Regions from separate parts of the Mus musculus genome. Here region 2 is linked to region 1. A link is a loop called in an ENCODE intact Hi-C map of the cell type or tissue named here. Cell type or tissue: heart. All regions are shown on one strand. Each heading gives the region's core, and the rest is flanking DNA. Links, peaks and the distances in the headings are about the cores only.

What was found. Peaks named below come from ENCODE experiments on the same cell type or tissue, not always from the same donor. Only the 100,000 strongest peaks of a DNase experiment are listed, where the experiment ranks them.
Region 2: a loop joins it to region 1, with 6 times the contacts of the local background. A loop is called at or near these places in 16 of 42 quality-filtered maps.

What each region holds. Positions count from the first base shown.
Region 1 is chr9:110,097,504-110,104,484 of GRCm38, reverse strand. It overlaps Dhx30 (DEAH (Asp-Glu-Ala-His) box polypeptide 30), which reads left to right. Exons shown (of 23, transcript NM_001252682.1): 6 at 5,626-5,756. Among named protein-coding and RNA genes, the nearest start is that of Dhx30, 17 kb to the left of the region's middle. In heart, for the core only: a CTCF peak has its summit at 3,370 (motif pointing right); a DNase peak (open chromatin) is centred at 3,424; H3K4me3 peaks cover 1,315 bases; H3K27ac peaks cover 732 bases.
Region 2 is chr9:109,888,762-109,895,742 of GRCm38, reverse strand. It overlaps Cdc25a (cell division cycle 25A), which reads right to left. Exons shown (of 15, transcript NM_007658.3): 11 at 6,807-6,869; 12 at 6,613-6,711; 13 at 5,902-6,032; 14 at 3,887-3,998; 15 at 1,853-3,664. The coding sequence ends at 3,524. Mir7089 (microRNA 7089) reads right to left here and starts at 6,100; the gene lies at 6,033-6,100. In heart, for the core only: a CTCF peak has its summit at 2,902; a DNase peak (open chromatin) is centred at 2,672.

The DNA of each region.
Region 1 (6,981 bases), core at 2,001-4,500:
TGTGTGTATAGTGTGTGTCTGGTACAGGTCAAACGGCAGCTTTGTTGAGTCGGTTCTCTTCCTGGCATGTCTCTGTGGATTGTGGGAGCTAAACCCATGGTCTTATGCAGGTCAGTCACTCTGTCACTGACTGATAGCCACAGCTTTTTCTTAGTTTCAGAGACAGGGTCTTATTTTGAATCCTAGGCTGACCTTGTACTCTCAAATCTTCTTGCCTCAGGCTATTAAGTACTGGTTTTCTTTTCTTTTTGTTTTTTAAATATTAATATTTTATTCCAGTTTATTCTCATAACTACTTTTATTATTATTTATTTATTTTTGGATTTTTAATTGGATTTTTTTATTTGTTTACATCTCAAATGTTATCCCCTTTCTCAGTGTCCTCTCTGCAGACCCCCATCCCATCCTCCCTTACCCTGCTTCTGTGATGGTGATGGTGCTCCCCCACCCACCCATCCACTTCTGCCTCACCATCCTAGCATTATCTACACTGGGACATTGAGCCTTCACAGAACTAAGGGCCTCCCCTCTCTTTTCTTTTTCTTAGTGATTTATTTTTATTTTGTGTGCATTGGTGTTTTACCTGCATATGTCTGTGTGAGGATGTTAGATCCCCTGGAACCGGAGTTACAAACAGGTGTGAGCCACCATGTGCGTGTTGGGAATTGAATCTGGGTCCTCTGAAAGGGCAGCCACTGCTCTTAACCACTCAGCCACTCTCCAGCCCCTTTGTTTGTTTGTTTGTTTGTTTGTTTGTTGTTTTTGTTTTTCCGAGACAGGGTTTCTCTGTGTAGCCCTGGCTGTCCTGGAACTCATTTTGTAGACCAGGCTGGCCTCGAACTCAGAAATCCTCCTGCCTCTGCCTCCCAAGTGCTGGAATAAAAGGCGTGCACCACCACCCCTAGCCCCTTTGTTTCTTTGTTTTGTTTTGTTTTTAACATAAAATTTCAGGCATCTGTTTAAAATATGTTTTTTAAAAATAGAGAGAATGAAAAAAAAAGAATAGAGAGAATGGCATAGCAGATGCCCATGCTCCTGTCATGAAGTTTAGACACTTAACAGTTCATAACAACTTTTGCTCTGTGTATACTTTTACACTTGCTTTCTTTGGAAGCAAGGCCAAGAATCATGCATGAACACACTTGTGCCTTGAATTCATCCACCTGCCTCTGCACAAATATGCAGGCAAAACAGCCACACACACACCATTGTGGCTGACCCAGCAGAGCAGATTGTGTTACTGAGGAGTCTTGACGGGCACAGCTGCTTTCTAGGTGAGGGTCTTTTCTCTAGACTTGTTTCCTTCAGCTCTGAAACAACACAGTTCTCACTTATCCTCCGCCACTGTTGTGCCCACCCTGACTTGGTAAATGACTTCATCCTTGGGATGAAAATTGGGCTATTTATAGTCTTTGAGGACCATTTTTGAAACTGGTTAGACTTCTGTCTGACAAAGTAATGAGCCACACTGCCATATGCAAAGCCCTTGGGGAATCATGTGTTTTTTGTTTTTTTTTGTTTTGTTTTGTTTTGTTTTGTTTTTTCGAGGCAGGGTTTCTCTGTATAGCCCTGGCTGTCCTGGAACTCACTTTGTAGACCAGGCTGGCCTCGAACTCAGAAATCCGCCTGCCTCTGCCTCCCGAGTGCTGGGATTAAAGGCGTGCACCACCACGCCCGGCGTGTTTTTTGTTTTTAAGACAAGGTTTCTCTGTGCAGTCCTGGCTGTCCTAGAACTCGCTCAATATATCAGGCTGACCTGGAGGTTGGAGGTATTTGGCCACTGTCTGGCTTATTTGTGTGGATGTTTTGCCTTCATATTTGTCTGTCCACCATGTGCATGGTGGCTCATGTAGGCAGGTGGTGGTTGTGTATGTCTTTAATCCCAGGACTTGGGTGGTAGAGGCAGGTGGACTTGGGTGGCCTTAGGCAGGTGGGCCTAAGGCCAGCATGGTCTACAGAGTGAGTTCTAGGACAGCCAGGGCTATACCTGTCTCAAAAACAAAGAAGCAAAAAAAAGTCAGAGGCGCATGTTGGCCTCAACTTTTTATTTTCTATTACCAGAGATGACTTAGAACTCCCAGTCCTCCTTCCTCCATTTCCCAATGTGGGATTCAGAGACGTGCTCCCACTATACAGTACTGATGCTCAAATCTTGTGAACATGATTAATCTAAACTCCATCCCCAGACCTGGTTTTTGTGGTGTTTTGTTTGTTTGTTTTATTTTTTGATGCAGTATATAACCCACGTTAGCCTAGAACTTCCGTGGAGACCAGGCTAGACTTGAACATGAAGCAGTCAGTCCTGCTGCTGCATCTGAGTGCTGAGTTACAGGCAGGTCTCACCACACATTTGGTTTTCCAAGACACAGTTTTTCTGTCCTTGGCAGTCCTCACATGTACAGAGATCTACCTCCCTCTGCCTCCCAAAGGCTGGGACTAAAGGTTTGCACCACCGCAACCAGCTTAGTAACATGGTTTTTTTTTCATTAATTAATTAATTAATTTAGGTTTCTCCAGACAGGGTTTCTCTGTGTAGTCCTGGCTGTCCTGGAACTCACTCTGTAGACCAGGCTGGCCTCGAACGCAGAAATCCGCCTGCCTCTGCCTCCCAAGTGCTGGGATTAAATGTACAAACACCATGCCGAGCAGTGATGTGTTTTAATGAGCTCTCTAGGGGATTATTCAAGTCATGGCTAGAATGAAACACATTTCTTCTTCCCAATTTAGACAACTTAAACTGCCAACCACCCAGCAAAGCTTTCTCCCAAGGTCCAGAGACATTGATGTCCACCCTCAACATAGTCACTGCTTTCAGATCTAATTTCATTCCCAGCCCTCCCAAGTCCTCAGAAGCCTTAAGAGACAGAAGAAGAATAAAATCCAGGCACAGTAGTTTGGAAGTAAAATTGCAGCCTTCACCCAAGTGAGGAAGAGCAGGTCTCCACTCTTAACTGTGGAGTCGGCTCAGTTTCTTGGCACAGTGCTTTCTCCCTTGACTCCAGTCCAGGGATTAAAATCAGTTTATATTTAAGAGGTCTTCTCTATCTATTCTAGAGTCTTCACCAGGGTTACCTATAGGAGATGGGTGCCCTGCTTAGCACTGTATCAACAACCAAGTCAGGCATTACAAAGCAGTTTGTAAGGAATTTACCATGTGTAGGACCTGGAGGGAACTTGGCTCGGTTTTTTGAATGGACGTTGAGCAAATACCTAGCGCTATTTTCTAAAATCATCCTATTCCCTTTCCTGGTTGAGATCCAGATGCCTAGTCTGTGGTTTGGATTTCCAGGTGAGGAGGCTTAGGCTGTGGTATGCATCCTAGCTGTAGCCTAGCTTTCATGCTCTCAGGTCGGCACCGAGTCCCCCCGGCCAGCAGAGGGCGTACGGTAATGCTGCCAGTTGCTGAGCCCTCGAAGGTACTGTCGCGGTCTGGGGCCGCAGGGACTGGTGGGATCGCGATGGCGGCTGCCAGGCGGCTCATGGCGCTGGCTGCCGGCGTCTCTCCGCGCCTCCGGCCGCCGGATCCCCTTGTCGCTTCCGGGCGACAAGGATGTTCGCGCGGCTTCTCATCAAGCTTTGTCCGCTCTGATGGCACTCAGGAAGCTGCCGAGGTCGAATCAGAGGTGGCCCCTAGCGAGCCTGGGGAGGGTGACGGAAGCATGGTGAACGGTGAGGATAGTGAAGCTGAGATTTGGCTCCGATGTCCTTGACTAGGGAAGACAAGCAAGGGGTGCGGGACAGCGCCCGGTCAAGGCTTTATTCTGGAAAGTAGTTTAAACTTTTTACATCTGTGAGTCTCTGCCTTGCTGTTAGAAAGCCTGGTGTGTCTTAGGTCCACCTAGAACCCAGCACACCTGCATGTAGATGGATGGGGGCGAGGCGGGGGGTGGGGGGAAGAATCACTTAAATATCCTACTTCTGCCAGGTTGAGTGGCATTGAGGGTTAGCTCTGACATCATGATTAGTACATCATGGCCATTAAGATAGGTGGAGTGAGCTCGCTGGCCTTTCTTTACCCATCTTGAAGATCTGGGGGTGTGGTGTCTGTGCATATCTACTTAGCATAGGGCTGCAAGATGGGTTCAACTCTCCTTGAGTCTGCTTAGGAACTGTTTATAACTACTTGGTTCTTACATGATTCATAACACAGCATTTAGGAGAGTGGTCCAGGCAGGACCCTCCTATTGTGCTAGTTGACAGAAATCTGTTCCAGATAAATATCCCAAATTAGATAACCAGGTTATTCCAGAGTTTTGGAGGAATATTTTCAAAATTTAGCACTGGTGAAATGGGTCCTCTGGTAAAAGCGCTTGCATACAAGTCTGGTAGATAATAAACTCAAATTCCAACCCCTTATCACAGTGGAGGGAGAGAATAGGTCTGCCAGGGCTAACCTCTGACTTCACGTACATGTGTACACACATATTAATGATTTTTTTTTTTTTAATTAGGGTCTCACTCTATAGCCCTGGCTGGCCTGAAACTCAGAGATTCACATGTCTTTGTCTCCCAAGTGAGGGGATTAAAAGTTAACACCTGCTCAGCAATAAATGAACTTTTAAAAAGACATAAGAATTAAATACAGATCCTATCTGAACATGGCTGGCATTCTCAGGTTCCCCTTGAAGAATACTCTATCCACTGCTAGGTGAAAATTTCTCAAATAATTATGATGAAGCAAGTACATGGTACTCTAGATCAATTCCACTGTGGAGTAATATAAGCTTAATGTAATGCCACACATGACAGTGGCAAATGAGGAGACTTCTGAAGCCTTCTCTCTAAAGATTTCTGACTCTGTGTGAATGGGCACTTCATTTTGTTTTGAGTTGGGCCATATTGCCTCTTTGTGGTCCAACTAAGCCCTTGTCTGGCAGGAGCTGCTGCTAGATGAGATATGGCAGACATTTTTGTTTAGAGGTTAATGTCGAGAATAAGTGGAAGGGAAGGGATGGCCTCCTGGTGTCTGATGCCCCTTTCCGGTATGTCAGGGAGATAGGCGGGGTGGCTCATGCTCTGTCTTGGCTGGGAGCCTTTCTGTGGGCTCTAGAGAGGACTTCGGCAGAGGGCTGGGGTTACTTGCGAGTGGAGGCATGATCTTGAGCATCTGGGTCTCACCCCGCTCTGCAGGGCCTGCCTGTCCTTCTAACTCTGCACTGCTTAGGGGGCCTTGAGCTCTCCTGCATAGATGTGGAAGATACTTTGGTTTTGTTTGTTTGTTTGGATTTGTTGTTGTTGCTGTTTTTCAGACAGGGTTTCTCTGAATAGCCTTGGCTGTTCTGGAACTCACTCTGTAGATCAGGCTGGCCTTCAACTCAGACATCTGCCTGCCTCTGTCTTCTGGGTGCTGGAATAAAAGGTGTGCGTAACCACCACTTGGCGTTTTGTTTGTTTTTTGAATACCCTCTTTTAGACATCAGACTCACAGAGTTTATTGACTAACCAACCCAGGACTCCTAACTCCATTGAGTGCTTGGGGGTCCCGAGCCAACATCTTCAGCCCAGAGTGACTTAGATTGATACACACACACACACACACACACACACACACACACACACCTACCTACCTACCTTATGGAGTTTCGAAAGAAAAAGAATTGTAATTATTCATTCTTATTTTCTTAGCTTCTAGGGACCTATTAAAAGAGTTTCCGCAGCCTAAAAACCTTCTCAACAGCGTGATTGGAAGAGCCCTTGGCATCTCACATGCAAAAGACAAGTTAGTCTATGTGCACACGAATGGACCGAAGAAAAAGGTAAGTATTGATGGCTAAGTGAAACACTGGTTTGACTCACAGAAAACTGGCTACTCTTCCCTTTCAGGGTTTTTTTTTTTTGTTTGTTTGTTTTTTGTTTTTAAGATTTATTTATTTTATTTATATGTGTACGCTGTAGCTGTCTTCAGGCACACCAGAAGAGGACATCAGATCCCATTACAGATGGTTGTAAGCCACCACATGGCTGCTGGAAATTGAACTCAGGACCTCTGGAAGAGCAGTCAGTGCTCTTAACCACTGAGCCATCTCTCCAGCCCCCTGTTTTTGTTTTTTAAAGAGGCCAAAAAATTCTGTTTTGTTTTTGTTTTTGTTTATCTGTTTTTGTTCTTCTAGACAGGGTGTCTTTATTCCTGGGTGTCCTGGAATTCATTTTGGAGACCAGCCTGGCCTTGAACTCAGATCTGCTTGCCTCTGCCTCCTGAGTACTGAGATCAAAGGCATCTGGCACTGATCTTTTGCTTTTTGTGGAGATAAGGTTTTGTGTAGACTAGGTTGGCTTAGAACTTACTCTGTAACAGGATCTGGCCTTGGATTGCTGGTTTTCCTGCCTCCACTTCCCAGATCCTGAAGGTATTCTATACACATGAAAAATGACTTACAGATGTGTGCCACTGTGCACTCAGAAGAGAATCTCATAATACAATTCAGTTTGAAGAGTCAGCCAGTGCTCTCTGTGCTTTGTGCAGGAGGAGCAAGCACAGCAGGTGGGGGAAGGAGTACTCATCTTGTCAAAGAGGGCCTTGCCGTACTTTGTGGCCTAGACCTCACAGAAGCATTCAGGGAAGCCATTCTGAGTGACGGTTCTTTTTGGTTGGTTGGTTGCTTTGAGACAGGGTTTTGCTGTTTATCCCTGGCTGTCCAGAAAATTACTATGTAGACCAGGCTGACCTTGACCTCAAGAGATCCACCGGGGTCTTCCTACAGAGTGCTGGCATTAAAAGTGTGTGTGTCACCACACCCAGTTTGGTTTTTTTTTTTTTGTTTGTTTTGTTTTGTTTTGTTTTTTTAAGATTTATTTATTTATGTCGTGTATGTGAGTTTCTCCAGACACACCAGAAGAGGGCATTGGATCCCCATTATAGATGGTTGTGAGCTACCAGGTGGTTGCTGGGAATTGAATTCAGGACCTCCGGAAGAGCAGTCTCTTAACCACTGAGCCATCTCTTTAGCCCAGCTTGTTTATTTTTGATACAGGGTCTTATAC
Region 2 (6,981 bases), core at 1,549-4,048, 210 kb after region 1:
AGGAACTAATGGAGCATGGGTGTTCCCATTCATAAAACGTGGGCAGTCGGCATCAGCACCAAACCTACAAACAGTGGCTATGCAAAAGGCCTGGGAAACAAACCAAACCTCAAGTAAGCTGTTTAATGTGGGTGTCTCCAACTTATCTGGACTAGTGATTCTCTTTTTAAGAATTTATTTACTTCTAACAAAAAGAAAAGCCGGGCGTGGTGGTGCACGCCTTTAATCCCAGCACTTGGGAGGCAGAGGCAGGCGGATTTCTGAGTTCGAGGCCAGCCTGGTCTACAGAGTGAGTTCTAGGACAGCCAGGGATACACAGAGAAACCCTGTCTTGGAAAAAAAAAAAGAAAAAGAAAAAGCTTTAAAGAAGGAGAGCAGCATCTATATATTTCAAATTCTTGCCCCAAATTCCAAATTCTGTCAGTTTCAGCCTCCCAGGTAGTTTGTGGAGTTAGACATCAAAAAGGCTGAAGTGGGACTGGATAGCTCTGTGGTTAGGAGTACGCTGGCTGCTCTTACAGAGAACCTAGATTCAATTCCCAACAGTTGCACCTCTGCCACCACTGTCTGACTCCAGCTCCAGGGAATCTGACATCTTCACACAGACTAGAAATAATAAGTGATCTAACAAGAGCAAACTGAAGTGGATCCCTTCACTGTGTCATTCGAATACACCATAAGGGGCTGGGGTCTAACAACTAAGTTAACCTGAGCTACAAGGAAGGAAGGCCCAGGCGTCACCTCTCAGCTGCCTTCCTGGGAGGAGTTGCAAGCCCTCTGTGAGGGAACTAAACTGGGTACACCACCACCATCTTGTGGCCACAGTGTAGCTATGGCAGCAGTCAAAGTGCTGACTGAAATCTGAGAAGACAAAGGGGAGTCCTCGCAGAGGCTGACTGGAGAGCTGGGCTGGCTTCCCAGGGTCACCGGAGGGACTGTTTGTGCTGTTCTGGGAGCCCTAGTTCAGCCAGGGGCTCTGCACCTCTAGGAGTCTCTGTTTGCCCAAGGTCTTAAGGTTTTCTCACAGGATCCCAGTTCACCAGTCCTGGCCCGTCTGCTGTCAGTTTCTGCCTCAGTTATTCACCTTGTCTGGCTCTTCGGGTTTGCTTGGGATGAGTTAATGTTTAGAGCCTGGCTATTTCCCTACAGCAGGCACCCCAGCCATCTAGGCTACCTGGCTAGTCCACTGTTCACACCCACCCTGGCTATCTATAGCCCTCCCTCACTTTCCCCCCAATATTTCCTTTGAAATACCAAGCAAAACAGTTGTCAGGATAAAGACCACCTTTAGTTTCTCTCCTCCTGTTTCCCAGGGACTGGCATGTGTAACTGATGCTGGACAGCCCTCTACCACCGAGGTCCACCCCAGGCCTTGGAATCTCTTTGAGATCAGGGCGGTCCTGAATCTGATATCCTCCCACCTTGGCCCAAGTACTAAGAAATTTACATTTAAAAAACTTACTTGGTATGAACACACACACCACAGACTATATGTGGGAGCCAGAGGATAATTCATGAGTTGTTTCTCTATCATGTGGGGGATGGCCTTGAATGCCAATCCTCAGGCCTTTAGCAACCCAAGGACTAGGCTGTAAGACCACATGGAGTACTGAGAAAACTATTTTAATAGGTCCCATCATGCGACTCTGACTGACCTAGAAGGCCATTTCATCCTGTCAACCGCCTGTTTTTGGGGGATTGTTTCGGCTATTCCTAAAGGCAAACTGAATTTTTTTTATTAATATCCTCTTGAAGAAATATGGCTGGCTTAATTTAGCTATGTGACCCTGGGACCCTAAAGGCAAATGAGACTCCCAGTTGAGTATATTAGGAACTAGGCAGAGAACAAGGGTTCAAGATCACTTTTATTTGCAGAGCCTGCAACTGTTGGTTAACAATGCTAGCTATGCTGGTACAATCTGCAAGCCATTCTCCTGGAAAGCATTCAGCTAACAGAATCTCTACAAACCAGACCAGGGACCAACTGGGACATACTTCAACACGCCAGGGAAGGGGCTGCTCATTCCCTTGCTCTCCACATATTTTCAAACAAGATTTGTTTAATAGCCAAATGCAACTCAAACCCATAACAAAGCAACTAGCCATCTTCAATATCACTGATTCCCTCCCCGCCCCCAGAATAGAAAGCAGAGGGAAGAGGGGAGACTCTTCCTAAGAAAAACCTGGCTAGACCCCAATGGAGCAAAGATAGCAGAGAGGCTGGTGTCCAAGGATATCAACAGGCAGGCACCAAAACAGGCTGTGCAGAATCAAAGCAGCCTGGCCCCTCAGACGAGAGGTGTTTCCGAGAGCCTCACTTCCATGGGATTAGATTAGGGGGTAACTGATGTGATTCACCACTCTCTGACCCTCAAATTAAAACATGATAAACTCTGAACCTTTGACTTCAAAATTTACTACGCCCTCCTGAGAAATTCCACAGTTGTCTGTAGGCCAGGATACATAACAGCCTGGGCTTCCCGCCCCCCTGCTCACCCTTGGGTGCCCACCCAACACTGATTGGATATTCCGACTCATAAAATGACTTTTTTTTTTTTAAAAGGACATTCAGTGGGCATGCTCCTCCCTCACTCTGTGGACTCCACTCTTTCATGCCCCCCCTCTTCCACCTTGGGGCACACTACAGCATTCCAGTACTGGCCTGATGGAAGCTGCCTAAAGTGCCTTCCTGTGACTCCTACACCAGCCACTGTCATGGGGACGTGGGGTGAGGAGTGGAGACAAGACTTTCCCCGAGGAACACTGCAAAATGCAGAAGTAGGTCTGGGAAGGTTAGCTTATGTCCTGTAGCCAAGCCTGGATCTGGTGCAGGCTCTTACCAGCATCTCAGTCCTTGACTTTGAGTAGCAGCAATACTGGTCTGCAGCGCCTCCTAGGGGTGACTGAGCTCCTTGCGCTGTTCACAACTTAACAAGTTTGCCTTTTTCTTATCCCTGCCCCATTTTTTTTTTTTTTTAAATTAAAAGTAGAGGTAGCTCCTAGGATGATAAAACTCTACCTAGAATGGCAGTATTTTGACTTAATGAAGCAGAAAAGTAAAAGTCTTGAATTAAAACAATAATAAAATAATTGATGAAGCTGAATAAATTAAAGTTAAGAGTCATCCACGAGGCCCTCTCCTCCCTTCCAGCCTATCTTTGGTATTTGGCCAGCAGCACTTGGGCGGCTTTTCTCTCCTCGTGACAGGCCAGGGTCTACCCAATAAGGCCTTCTTCATGGGATGCTCAGTGAGAGCAGCCTAACACGGTGTTGCAGACTCCAGTCTGTGCTGTGCTTGTCCAGCTTTGGCAGACAGTCCTGACAGGGAAGGACTCTTACAGAACAGAAGAGTGTAACGGCAGGGTGCCCTAGGCTCCAACCTGGGAGTGTAGGAGACAGGTCCAAGGAATGGAAGGCCCAGGTCTTTCTCCAGGTACCGTACAGCTGGCCCCTTTGCTTACTGCTCTGCAGCAAAGGGAAAAGGGACGGGGCAGAGGGAAGCTCAGGCTGCTACCATTTGGCTTCAGAGCTTCTTCAGGCGACTGTACATCTCTCTTTTGCTCTTTTCTCCTGCCCAGGTCCGGCTCTTGGTGCGGAACTTCTTTAGGTCTTCTTTAAAGTCTTCATGGTGCATTGGCCGGTAGCTGGGGGGTTCACAGTGAGACTAAAGGAACAGGAGAGACACGGTCAGGATACGCCTGCCTCATATCATCTGGCTTCCTCTGCCTAGAGCTGCAAGGCTGGGAAGGCAGCAAGCAGGTGCCAGTGAGCAGGAGCCTGGCACTTAGCAGATGCATAGTGCGCCCCCAGACCCCGGCAAGCAGCAGCCACAACCGACCCAATGGCCCAGCATGGGGGCGTGGGGACATGCTCACAGACATCTCACCTGGCACTTCAAAAAGAACTCCTTGTATCCCCCCTTCAGGACATACAGCTCAGGGTAGTGGAGCTTGGGGTACTCATTGCCGAGCCTATCTCTCTCTCTCACATATCGGCACCTAGTGAAAAGAAGTGAAGGACACAGTCGGGTCACCTCCTTCAGGCTAGGGGACAGGACACAACACAGGTGGTGTCCTGGCACTCCTTCCACCTGCCTGCTGCCGACACCATCTGCAGCAATAGCTTAGAGCCAGCGTGCTCTCCATTCTGTCCATGGTCCCCTCATTCTGCTCCTCTCACCCAAGTAGAAGTCTTCCTTCTTGTGCCTTTAAACAGCCGAGGCCTTCTACTTCCCCGGTAGCTACTAGAACCCCGTGTCTCTCTGCACTCTGCCTGAGCGGCACGAAAGCCACAGTTTTCAGTGTCCTACTGTGTGCCGCCTCACATCTCATTCACCCCACTCGTCTCCTGTCCTCTATCTGGGAGCTTCCACTCATTGACCTCATTTTGAAGGACTTGTGAACATTTTGTACAATTCTAAGTTTTTAAAATATGCTTGTCTGCCTCCTGTCTACTCTGAAATGTCCCTCCAGGAAGCTAGACTTTTGGTTTGCTATGTTGTTAGTGTTAAATAACAATAAGAATTTGAGAGTGGATGCAAGCCCCCACTATCTCCATTCATGTGTGAATATTCAGTCCTACTCAAATGGGTGGGTTGTTTTCTTTTTTGTTGTTGTTGTTTGGGTGACAGGATCTCACTATGTCACTGTAATGAGATCCTGTAGTAGTCTAGACTGACCTTGAATCTGAGTGCTGAAATTAAAGGCATGCGCCATCATACCTGCCCTTGAACCCAGGACTTCACAAATACTAGAGAAGTGCTCTATCTGATATGAGCCACACTCCTAGCCTAACAGTACGTTAGTGTGCTTCTTATAGGATCGCATGCAGCTCAGGCTGGCTTTACACTTCTGATCCTCTGCCTTAGCTTCCCCAGGGCTGGAACCAGACATGCACCACCATGCCAGATGCTGTTTTAGAGTATCGCCAGCACATCAACATCTGCAGAGGAAGCTCTCCAGACTTTTCTGCCCTTTGCTTAAGGAACAACTGCTTGGACGTTATGAGACTAGTCGGTAGAACGCAATACAGTGGGGGAAACTGGGAGAGCCGAAGTAAAAATCAATATAAAGGACCAACAAGAGTGAGTCATTTGGAAAGAGGCTGAACCCATGGTGATACTACAAAGTTACAACTGGTATCACCGTAAGACTGAACTGGAGAAGCCTGAAAATCATTTGCAATCAAAACGTAAAGGTTAAGTTCATCAACTACATTCAAGAAATATGTCTGGGCTGGGTGGTAGTGTCACAGGCCTCTATACCCAGCACCCAGGAGGCAATGAAGATGGATCTTTGGGTTGGAGGCTAGCATCATCTACATGTCCTGAGTTCCAGAACATTTAGGACTCAACAGAGAAACACTACCTTGAACCCCTTCTCCACCAAGAAAGGAGGAAAAATGTTTGGGAGAGCAAGATGGGTAAAAGCTGCTCAGAAATCCACACAGCAGAGCACTCCCCCAAGCTGACTTCTGAACTCCATATACACACTATGGTAGGGCACTTTGCGCGTGCACAAAATAAAAAAAAGTATAAAATAAATACTAATCGTAAAAATGTCTATTTGGCCGGGTGCCTAAATCCCTGAGGCCAGCCAGCCTATTCTACAGACTGAGTTCCAGAATAGCCAGGGTTACACAGTGAAACCCTTTTTTGAAGGGGAAAAAAAAAGGCTGTTTGAAAGACAAATCAGTGGACAGAAGTCCAACTAAGGGAAACTATGTTATAATAGGAATTATAGTTTCCACAAAAGCCATGTATACACATAATGTGTAGACTGGAGCAGCACTGGAGCGCCTTGTGACTTTGTGAAAGGTGCCTGTGTTAGGGTTGTGACGTGTGCCCTGCTCTCCACTGTCAGGAAGCCTCCGCCCCAAAGCCTTATTCTCTGTGGTACTCACATTCGAGGGCCTCTTTCAGAGGAAAACTCACAGTGGAACACGACAATGACACGCTTGCCATCAGTAGGCACAATAGGGTTCTTAAGTAAGAAGTCTTCAACCTCTTCTTCCATGTGCAGATTCACGGCACCCTGTGGAGACAGCAGACACTGAGCACCTGCTAAGCCACACCCAGGAGTCTGTAGGTCCCACGGCCCAGCAGCGCAGTAGACCACCTGCCTGTTATGTCAGTGAGGCTTTCTCTGTAGGCCATTTCTAAATGTCACTTCATAAAGTCAGAAGCTAATCCCCACTCACATTTAAATCCTGCTTTTTATGGTAATACTAAACAGGCATGACCAGCTCCTTCCTTCTAGAAATCTGGTGTTCCAACATGTCCCTTCCCAAGGTAGGCAGCCTGACTCAACAGCAGAGCCTTGGTACAGATACCAGGGCCATGCTGCCAAACTGGCTTCTTTTACTCAGGAGCTCTGGGGTGCTCAAACATTCATATTTAAATATCCCAAATGCTGTGGAACTCTTTGTGGCCCCACTGAATAGCTTAGACATCAGGGATGCCACCTAGAAATGCCCTGAAACAGGACAGTATGAGGGAGTGAAGTGGAACTGGTGGGAATATTCATTCAGTTTGTGTATATTGGCCGTCAGCCAAGAGATGTCACTATCCCACCTTCTAAGACTCCCAAGATAATAAGTCTCAAGAATCCAAACCTTGATGTGACCTCCTTCATACTCATATGGGTATCGGCAGTCAATGATAACAAACTCTTTAATGAGACCGGCAAACTTGCCATTCAAAACAGATGCCATCTATGAAGAGAGAGGGAAGAGGGTGTCATTTGCTGGCTGTCAGGTAACGAGATTCCAACTCCCCAAATGCAGTGGGTTCCAAAAGCCTGACTTACAATTTCTGGAGAAATATATTTCAAATCCTGATGCTTCCCAGAGACTGTATTAAAGAGATAACCCTTTAGAAAATGAAAAAAAGGAAACAGAAAATATTTAGAGGAACGTGAAAGCTTGCAAATATTAAGGTTTATTCTGCTGCCTGTGTGGTAGGAAGCAGCTTGAAAAACAAAC